Regions from separate parts of the Homo sapiens genome. Here region 1 is linked to region 2. A link is a contact called in ENCODE Hi-C data. All regions are on one chromosome and are shown on one strand. Each heading gives the region's core, a stretch centred on a gene start or an enhancer-like site at or near the end of the contact. The rest is flanking DNA. Distances are from core to core; before and after follow the strand shown. Region 1 holds the start of CFP (complement factor properdin). Region 2 holds the start of ZNF157 (zinc finger protein 157).

The links. A loop is a pair of places that touch in the nucleus more often than their neighbours do. Pooled maps may share reads with other maps.
Region 1: a loop to region 2 is called in a pooled map, with 2.1 times the contacts of the local background. The contact joins the promoter of CFP here to the promoter of ZNF157 in region 2. A Hi-C loop is called at or near these places in 3 of 50 pooled maps.

The regions. Positions count from the first base shown.
Region 1 is chrX:47,628,448-47,633,109 of GRCh38, forward strand. CFP (complement factor properdin) reads right to left here and starts at 1,483. Exons shown (of 9, transcript NM_001145252.3): 1 at 1,322-1,483; 2 at 1,077-1,227. The coding sequence starts at 1,397.
Region 2 is chrX:47,369,199-47,373,671 of GRCh38, forward strand. It overlaps ZNF157 (zinc finger protein 157), which reads left to right and starts at 1,380. Exons shown (of 4, transcript NM_003446.4): 1 at 1,380-1,542. The coding sequence starts at 1,471.

The sequences.
Region 1 (4,662 bases), core at 233-2,732, 260 kb after region 2:
ACAATAAGTGCTTGATAATGTCATTTACCTTCACAATCAGGCATCTGGAGTTACCATTGGAAGGCTGCATGGCCAACACCAGGTCCGCAGTAAGCAAAGGTAAGGACTAGAAACCAAGGGCTGCTGTCAGAAACCCACCAGATCACCACACTACACGGTAGTAGGTAAATAGAAAGTGCTTAATAAACCTGAGCCATCATCCCTATGACCTCAGAGGCCTCCTCAGAAATAACCCCAGATCTATCCCCAACCCACTGCATAGCCCTAGGTATGCTGTTCATGCCAAATAGATGTGATGAACTGTTGACATGACTTGGGGCCCAGAGCTGCCCTCAAAAATCCCCAAGCTCCCCATGCCCACGGTGTATCTGGGATATATAGTAAACAAGTAGAAAACAGGTCTGGCATACGGTAAGGGCTCAATCCATGCAAGCTGGAAATCATGATCAGGAGACTAGAGCTACCCTCAGAAATCCTCAAGCTCATCTCCCAACCCTGCCATGCAGCTGGTATACAGGGAGTGCTCAATGAATGTGAAGTGTCATCATAATTAGGGGCCTAGAGCTGCCCTTTGAATTCCCCAAACTTTCCCGCCCCCACAGTGTGTCCATATACAGTAAGCACTCAATAAACATGAGCTGTCATCAAAATTAGGGAAATACCAAGCTGCACCCCACCTGCAATGCTTCCAGTGTGCAGGAGGTGCTCAATATGTGTGAGCTATGTCAGTGGTTCTCAATCAGGGGTGATTTTGACCCCCAGGGGACATTTGGCAATGTCTGCTGACATGTTTGGTTGTCACAGCTGGTGGGGAGAATTGCTACTGGCATCTAGTGGAAGGCTAGGGGTGTTACAAAACATCCCACAATACACAGGTAAGCAATCCCCTCCCCCAGCCAAGAATTTCCAGCCCCAAATGTCAATAGTAACAAGGTTGAGAAACCCTGAGGTATGGTCACGATCAGGGCCTCAGGGCCACCCTTGGAAGTCCCAGAGAAAGAAAGTGCCCAGTTTTGGGTGACCCCCACAGACAGTCCTTCCCTCCCCCCCATCCCCCACCCCAGGCTCCCCCTAACCTGCAAGGCTGACAGAGCCCACCACTACGTTTCTGGTAGGCAAAGGCAGTGTTGAGACAGCAGTCTTCCACGCTGACACCACCCCCCAGGAGGCCCTTGCACTTGCCGGAGGATTCTTCATACTGGGTGAAGCAGAGCACGGGGTCTGAGCCTGTAACAGGGCCAGGGGATGGGTGGGTGGGGCTCGGTCAGGGATGTGGTGGGCCTGGACACCCCTGGGGCCAGCTGGGCCCTCACCCCCTCACCTGTGGCTGGCAGGGTGAGCAGCAGGAGCAGCGGCGGCAGCAACAATCGAGGGGCCTGCGCTCCCTCTGTGATCATGTTGAGTACTGCCCCCTGCACCTCTACCAGAGAGGAGGTCCCGCTTTATCTGGGTTGATAGGCTCCTGGAATCAGCAGGGAAAGAGGAACCTAGAGGCAGGAGGAACTGGGAGGGCATCCTGCTTTGACCCCACCCTGTCCCCTCTGCCTCCTTCTCTACTCTCCCCTCCCCATTTCCTGTCTTACTCTTGGTCTTGTTCTGTTTGTTACTATATCCCCAGCACCTCGCGCTCCTCCCAGCAACCTCACAGTGTTCAATAGAAGCTCCTAGGACAAATTCTCACCCAGAGGAAATGGAGCATAGGAGCGTGCAGCAACTTCCTAGCCGTGTGACCTTGGGTGAGTCACTTAACACCCCTGAGCCTCAGTTTCCCTATGTGGAAAATGCATAATCTCTAACATAATGACGGGGTCAACCTCGTGGGGGTGTTGAACCAGGGTGAAGTGAGTGTGCGGTGCTCAGTATGTTCCTGCTCGTGGGGGTGGAGGGAGCATCGAGTCAGTTGCTCCACCTTCCACCCTCCCTTAACCTCGGCCCTCCTTTCCTGAGAGGTTCCCTGTGGTCAGCTTGTGGTCGGGGAGGTCAGCACAAGGGAAGTGAGAAAGGGAAGTGGCAGGAGCCTGGGGAGGGATTCAGGAGGGGAATGGGGTCTATCCATTGTTCCATGGGCCCAGCTGGGGACAACACCAGGGTCTGGGGTGATTAGGAGGGAATAAGCTGGGCCATATTCCATCAGAGAACCCTCAGGCAGATAACACCCCCCTTCTGGAGCCTGTTTCCCCTCTGTAAAATGTGCTCACAGACAGCACCTACAACATAGGTAGGGTGTGTTGCAAAGATTGCGAGTTAAGCTTTTGTTTGTTTTGTCGAGATGGAGTCTCACTCCGTCGCCCAGGCTGGCGTGCAGTGTCACGATCTCGGCTCACTGCAACCTCTGCCTCCCGATTTCAACCAATTCTCCTGCCTCAGCCTCCTGAGTAGCTGGGATTACAGCCGTGTACCACCATGTCCAGCTAATTTTTGTATTTTTAGTGGAGACAGGGTTTCACCATGTTGGCCAGGCTGGTCTCGAACTCCTGACCTCAGGTTATCCACCTGCCTTGGCCTCCCAAAGTGCTAGGATTACAGGCGTGAGTCACCGTGCCCGGCCAGGAGTTAAGCTTTTGGAAAGTCTTTAGAACAGTGCCTGGCATATAGTAGGTGCTCTGTGTTTGATAAATTTATTCAACATTTATTGAGCACCTACTGGATGCCAGATGCGGTTCTTAGCATTAGAGCAGAGAATAGGACAGACAAAAATCCTGGCCCTCGAGAAGATGGATAACAAATGTTGCCCCTCCTCACAGAGGCCTTCCCCATACCCTTGTCTGGCATCCCTGTCACTCTCTAGCCCAGTAGCTTCCAAACCTGTTTTTTTGTTTGTTTTGTTTTAAAGAGACAGAGTCTTGCTGTCACCTGGGCTGGAGTGCAGTGGTCTGATCATAGCTCATTGCAGCCTCAAACTCCTGGGCTCAAGTGATTTTCCCACCTTAGCGTCCCCAAGTAGCTGGGACTACAGGCACACACCACCACACAACTAATGTTTTTATTTTCTGTATAGATGGGGTCTCGTTGTGTTGCCCAGGCTGGTCTCAAACTCCTGGCTTCAATATTTTCTCCCAACCTCAGCCTCCCAAAGTGCTGGGATTACAGGCATGAGCCATCACACCAGCCCTTCTTTTTTTTTTATTTTTTTATTTTTTTTTTATAAACCCTAATGAAACTCCAGGGCCCACTTTAAAATTTTTATTTTGCTTTTAATTAACAAAAAGAAGCACAAGAAAGATAGGAAGGCAATGCCTAATTTCCTCTGCTCTCAGGGAGGCAGAGGAATTCTGCAAATTCAAATGTAATAATTTGGTCAGCTGTTAAAACAGAAGTTCTTCAGGAACACTTGTTTTATGGGCAGTAAAGTATGTGTTAATATCTGTATCCATTACAGACATACTCTGTTCTCTGATAACATAAGGCTATCCTTGAAAATGTGCTTTGAACAAAGGAGTCTTATTAAGATTCTACGACTTCAAGACAATCATTGCTGTGTTATCCTGTGAAAACACTCTCCAAGAGACCTGAAACTGGCCAGGCATGGTGGCTCACGCCTGTAATCCCAACACTTTGGGAGATTGAGGCAGGTGGATCACCTGACGTCAGGAGTTCGAGACCAGCCTGGTCAACATGGTGAAACGCCGTCTCTACTAAAAATACAAAAATTAGCCAGGCGTGGTGGCGGATGCCTGTAATCCCAGCTACTTGGGAGGCTGAGGCAGGAGAATCGCTTGAACTCGGGAGGCAGAGGCTCTAGTGAGCTGAGATCGTGCCACTGCACTCCAGCCTGGGCGACAGAGTGAGACTCTGTCCCAAAAAAAAAAAAAAAAAAAAAGAAAGAAACCTGAAATTCTGGCTGGCTTCTTTATTTAACCACCTGTTGCCCTGGTAATAATATTAACAATATTTCCTTTGTTTCTAAACTGTATAAATACTCATAGGATTCCCTGTGGAAGAGGACTGTCAGCACTCTATCTTTTCCCACACGTTTAGGCAATAAAATGACTGCAGATTCCTTAAACAAAGAGTGAGAGTCTTGTCTTATTTAATTATTACATCCCTACCTGCTACTATGTATTTGCCTGCTTCTTGTTATTCTCACTCCCTAAATATCAGTTCCACAAGGGCAGGGATTTTTGTCTGGCTTGTTAACTGCTGGGTCTGCAGGGCATTAGATAGGCACCAGGAAACAGTGGATGCTCAATAAACATCTGCTAAATGAATCAATCAATGAAATAAACAAAACTTTAGAGATTACGATAAAATGCCAGAAGGACAGTCTGAGTTAGAGGTAAAAATGTGGGCATCCCATGGAGGATAAGTAGTATTTCAAGTGTGAAGACCTGGATAAGATGACCTAGAGAGGATGCGTGAGAAGAGAGAAGGGAATCCCAGGGCTTTGCCCTGGGGAACCCCAGCATTTCAAGTTTTAGAGAAGTAGGAGAAGCCAGCCCAGCGGACTGAGCAGGAGGGGCCTGTGGAGGAACAGGAAAAACAGAAGAGGGTTTTTCTCCAGGGCCTGGAACATTCGAGGGTCTGCAGGGCATTAGACCTCTCACACAGTCTCATTTGGTCTGTTATTTTCTCTCTCTCTCTTTTTTTTTTTAAACCTATCTACACAGTTATGTTTTTCTTTTCTTTCTTTTCTTTTCGAGACAGGGTCTGGTTCTGTTACCC
Region 2 (4,473 bases), core at 130-2,629:
AAAGTCTTGCTCTGTCACCCAGGCTGGAGTGCAGTGGCGCCATCAGAGGTCACTGCAGCCTCAACCTCTCAGGCTTCTTAAGCTATCCTTCTGCTTCAGCTTCCTTAGTAGCTGGCACTACAGGTGTGGACCACCACACTCGGATTATTTTATTTCTTGTAAAGACAGCGTCTCACTTTGTTGCCAAGGCTGGTTTCGAACTCCTGGACTCAAGCAACCCTCCTGTCTTGGCCTCCCAAAGTTCTGAGATTACAGGCATGAGCCACTGTGCCCAGCCCACTCTATTTCATCTTCTCTTGTGTGAGCTAGAGCCCACAAAACAATTTTGGGTTATAGCAGACAGTACTAATTTTGTGGCAATAGCTTCATCATTTTACTTTTTAGCATGGTGTTTCAGAGTTATGTTTCATAATTGATTTTTGTGGCACTTAAGTTATTTACTTTTTCCATGATTTTAGTTTGAGCTTATATTAGTAATGGCTGCTGAATTGCGTTGGATGCTTTTTTGGTGTAAGTTAACAGCAGAGTGTTTCCCTCTGTAATTTGTTGATGTAATACATAACATTAGGCCTGGTGCAGTGGCTCACACCTGTAATCCCAGCACTTTGGGAGGCCAAGGCGGGAGGATCACTTGAGGTCAGGAGTTCGAGACCAGCCTGACCAACATAGTGAAAACCCGTCTCTACTAAAAATACAAACATTAGCTGGGCGTGGTGGCGGGCGCCTGTAATCCCAGCCACTAGGGAGGCTGAGGCAGGAGAATCCCTTGAACCTGGGAGGCGGAGGTTGCTGTGAGCTGAGATCGCACCATTCCACTGCAGCCTGGGTGACAAGAGTGAAACTCCATCTCAAAAAAAAAAAAAAAAAAAAGAAAAAATACATAACATTATTAAGATTGAACCATTTTTTTCTGGAAAGAAGAGGCTAAAAGCTTCCCAGTAAAAGAATTTAAGAGGGATATTTCATCTAAGAGTGGAAAAAAACAAAAGACGGCAGAAGAAAGGACCAGCCGATTTCCTTTCATTTAGATTATCAGCTTTCCAGGTTTCCTGCCCTCACAGTCACCCACCAGGTCCCCTTGAACCTGCCCACCCCATGGGCCTTAAGCACCCTTAAGCACTGCCCCAGTTCTACTTCTCCTAAACCCAGATCTGCCTTGAACTTGAACTGAGGTGTAGGCTGGCTGAGTAGCGAGTGAAGCACCTGGTAGAGCCACTCAAGAAGGGACCCCAAGCTCATTAATTTGGCCCCAAATTTGATCATTTTGTAATCCACCTTGACTCATGCTCTGGGGATGCTGAACATTGTGGCGTGAATGTGGGATGACACTGATGATATGGATACTGTCCTTTTAGGATTTCTTGGTGTCTCTGTGGAGCCATTGAGCCTTACCCCTTACTGGAGGCTGCAGGACCCTCTACACACAGACAGCTGTCCAGCACGGAAGGTGGGCTGAGGCCCAGGGTGAACATGCCAGCTAATGGGACATCACCCCAGAGATTCCCTGCCCTGATTCCAGGAGAACCTGGCAGATCTTTTGAGGTAAGGAGGAGGATCCTATTTTTTTCTATATGTTCTTTATTTTTTTATTTATTTTTAGTTAAATTTATATTTTGAGATAATTGTAGATTCAAATGCAATGTACCATTTACCTAGTTTTTGTCCCCAGTAGTAACATCTCGTAATACCCAGGATATTGACATGCAGAGCATTTCCATCCCCACAAGGATCCCCCATGTTGTCATTAAATAGACACAACCACTTCACTTCCTCCATCACTCCCCTCTTAACCCTGGGGCACCACCAATCTGTTCTCCAATACTATAATTTTTTCATTTCAAGAATGTTGTGGCTGGACGTGGTGGCTCACGCCTGTCACCTGTAATCCCAGCACTTTGGGAGGCCGAGGCGGGTGGATCACTTGCGGCCAGGAGTTTGAGACCAGCCTGGCCAACATAGTGAAACCCTGTTTGTACTAAAAATACAAAAATTAACCAGGTGTTGTGGCACGCACCTGTACTCCCAGCTACTCGGGAGGTTGAGACCGGAAAATCGCTTGAACCTGGAGGCGGAGGTTGCAGTAAGCCAAGATCGTGCCACTGCACTCTGCCTGGGTGACAGAGTGAGACCCTGTCTCAAAAAAAAAAAAAAGTTTTATTTGCCGGGCATGGCAGCTCATGCCTGTAATCCCAGCTCTTAGGGAGGCAGAAGCAGGAGGATAGTTTGAGCCTAGGAGTTTGAGACCTGCCTGGGCAATATAGTGAGACCCTGTTCTCCACAAAAAGGAAAAAAAGGACAAAAAAGAGAGACTGTTATATTAATCAGATTGTACAGTATGTACCTTTTGGGACTGGCTTTCGTCATTCAGCAAAATTCTGTGGAGATATCAATAGCTAACAGTATATCAATAGTTCATTCATTTTTTTTGAGACAGAGTCTTGCCCTGTCACCCAGGCTGGACTGCAATGGCGTGATCTTGGCTCACTGCAACCTCTGCTTCCCGGGTTCAAGCTATTCTCCTGCCTCAGCCTCCCGAGTAGCTGGTATTACAAGTGCGTGCCACCACACCTGGCTAATTTTTTGTATCTTTAGTAGAGACGGGGTTTCACCATGTTGGCCAGGCTGGTCTTGAACTCCTGACCTCGTGATCCACCTGCCTCAGCCTCCCAAAGTGCTGGGATTACAGGCGTAAGCCACCGTGCCCTGCCCATTCCTTTTATTGCTGATACTTTTCCATCGCATGGATGTACCAAACAGTATAACCATTCACTGGTTGAAAGACATCTTGGTTGTTTCTAGTTGTTGGATATTATGAATAAAGATCCTATAATAGTTTGTGTAAGGTTTTTGTAGGGGTGTGATACTGTGAAATATATAATTGGTCTTTCCTGGCAAACAACTCCTAATATCCTCGGAATCTCTAAAGTACTAAAGTGTCTTTTTGTATGCTAATGAGTTGACTGATGCCTGGCAGTCCCTAGGCAGCTTCCGAATGGGGCTGGTCACCAGAAAGACTAAGGTAGGTTTAGAGGGTTGGGACCCTCCAACCACCTGGGAGGGGAGAGGGTGCTGAGAGTCAAGTCGATCCACAAGGGCAAATGATTTAATCAATCATGCCTACATAATGAAGCCCCCCTAAAGCCCCAAAAGGATAAAGTCTGGAGAGCTTCTGGGTAGCCGAACACATGGGGGTTCCTGGAGGGTGGTGCACCCAGAGAGCGCATGAAGACTCCAGGCCCCTTCCCACATGCCTTGCCCTATGTATCTCTTTATTTGGCTGTGATTTATTTGTATTCTTTTTTTTTTTTTTTTTGAGATGGAGTTTCGCTCTTGTTGCACAGGCTGGAGTGCAATGGCGTGATCTTGGCTCACTGCAAACTCCACCTCCTGGATTCAAGTGATTCTCCTGCCTCAGCCTCCCAAGTAGCTGGGATCACAGGCATATGCCACCACGCCCAGCTAATTTTGTATTTTTAGTAGAGATGAGGTTTCTCCATGTTGGTCAGGCTGGTCTCAAACTCCCGACCTCAGGTGATCCACCTGCCTTGGCCTCCAAAAGTGCTGGGATTACTGGTGTGAGCCACCATGCCCGGCCTGAATTTGTATTCTTTAAAATATCCTTTATTGGTGGGAGAGGCCGGAGAATTGCTTGAGTTCAGGAATTCAAGACCAGCCTGGGCAACAAAGTGAGACCTCATTACTACAAAAAATAAAGCTCAGGTGGGGCACGGTGGCTCATGCCTGTAATTCCAGCACTTTGGGAGGCCGAGGTGGGAGGATCGCTTGAGGTCAGGAGTTCAAGACTAGCCTGACCAACATGATAAAACCTCATCTCTACTAAAAATACAAAATTTAGCTGGGTGTGGTGGCGGGCACCTGTAATCCAGCTACTCGGGAGGCTGAGGTAGGAGAATCACTTGAACCTGTGAGGCGGAGGTTGCAGTGAGCCGAGGTCGCACCACTGCACTCTAGCCTGGGCAAAAGAGCGAGACTCTGTCTTAAAAAAAAATCCTTTATAATAAATCAGTAAACATAGTCAGTTTTGTGTTTCCTGTTGAGGGTGAGCGGCCACTGTCTGGGCCGGTGGCTCACAGGTAAAAGAATTTACCACGACAGTTGTAGGTAAAGAAAGGCAGATTTATTAGAGAAAGGAGGAAAATACATTGCAAGAGAGCAACAGGTAGAATCAGCAAAAGAGGAACTGACTTCGAGGAAATGAAGGCTTGCTGGAGATTTTATAGGATGGTTCTTGGGCTGTTTGATAACGCCAAGGTAGCAGGGAGCTAACTTGCATTCTTCTGTCAGCCAAGGTGTTTGATGATGAATTGGAGTGTTTGATGATAAGCAGGAAGTTTGTGAGTTATGTACATTATTTGCTCAAGAAGACTATATGTCCTGGGCCATAAAGAAAGACAGACCTATAACTTAAACTTATCTGCATCTTCTTTTTGTTTATATGTCCTGGAGCAACTC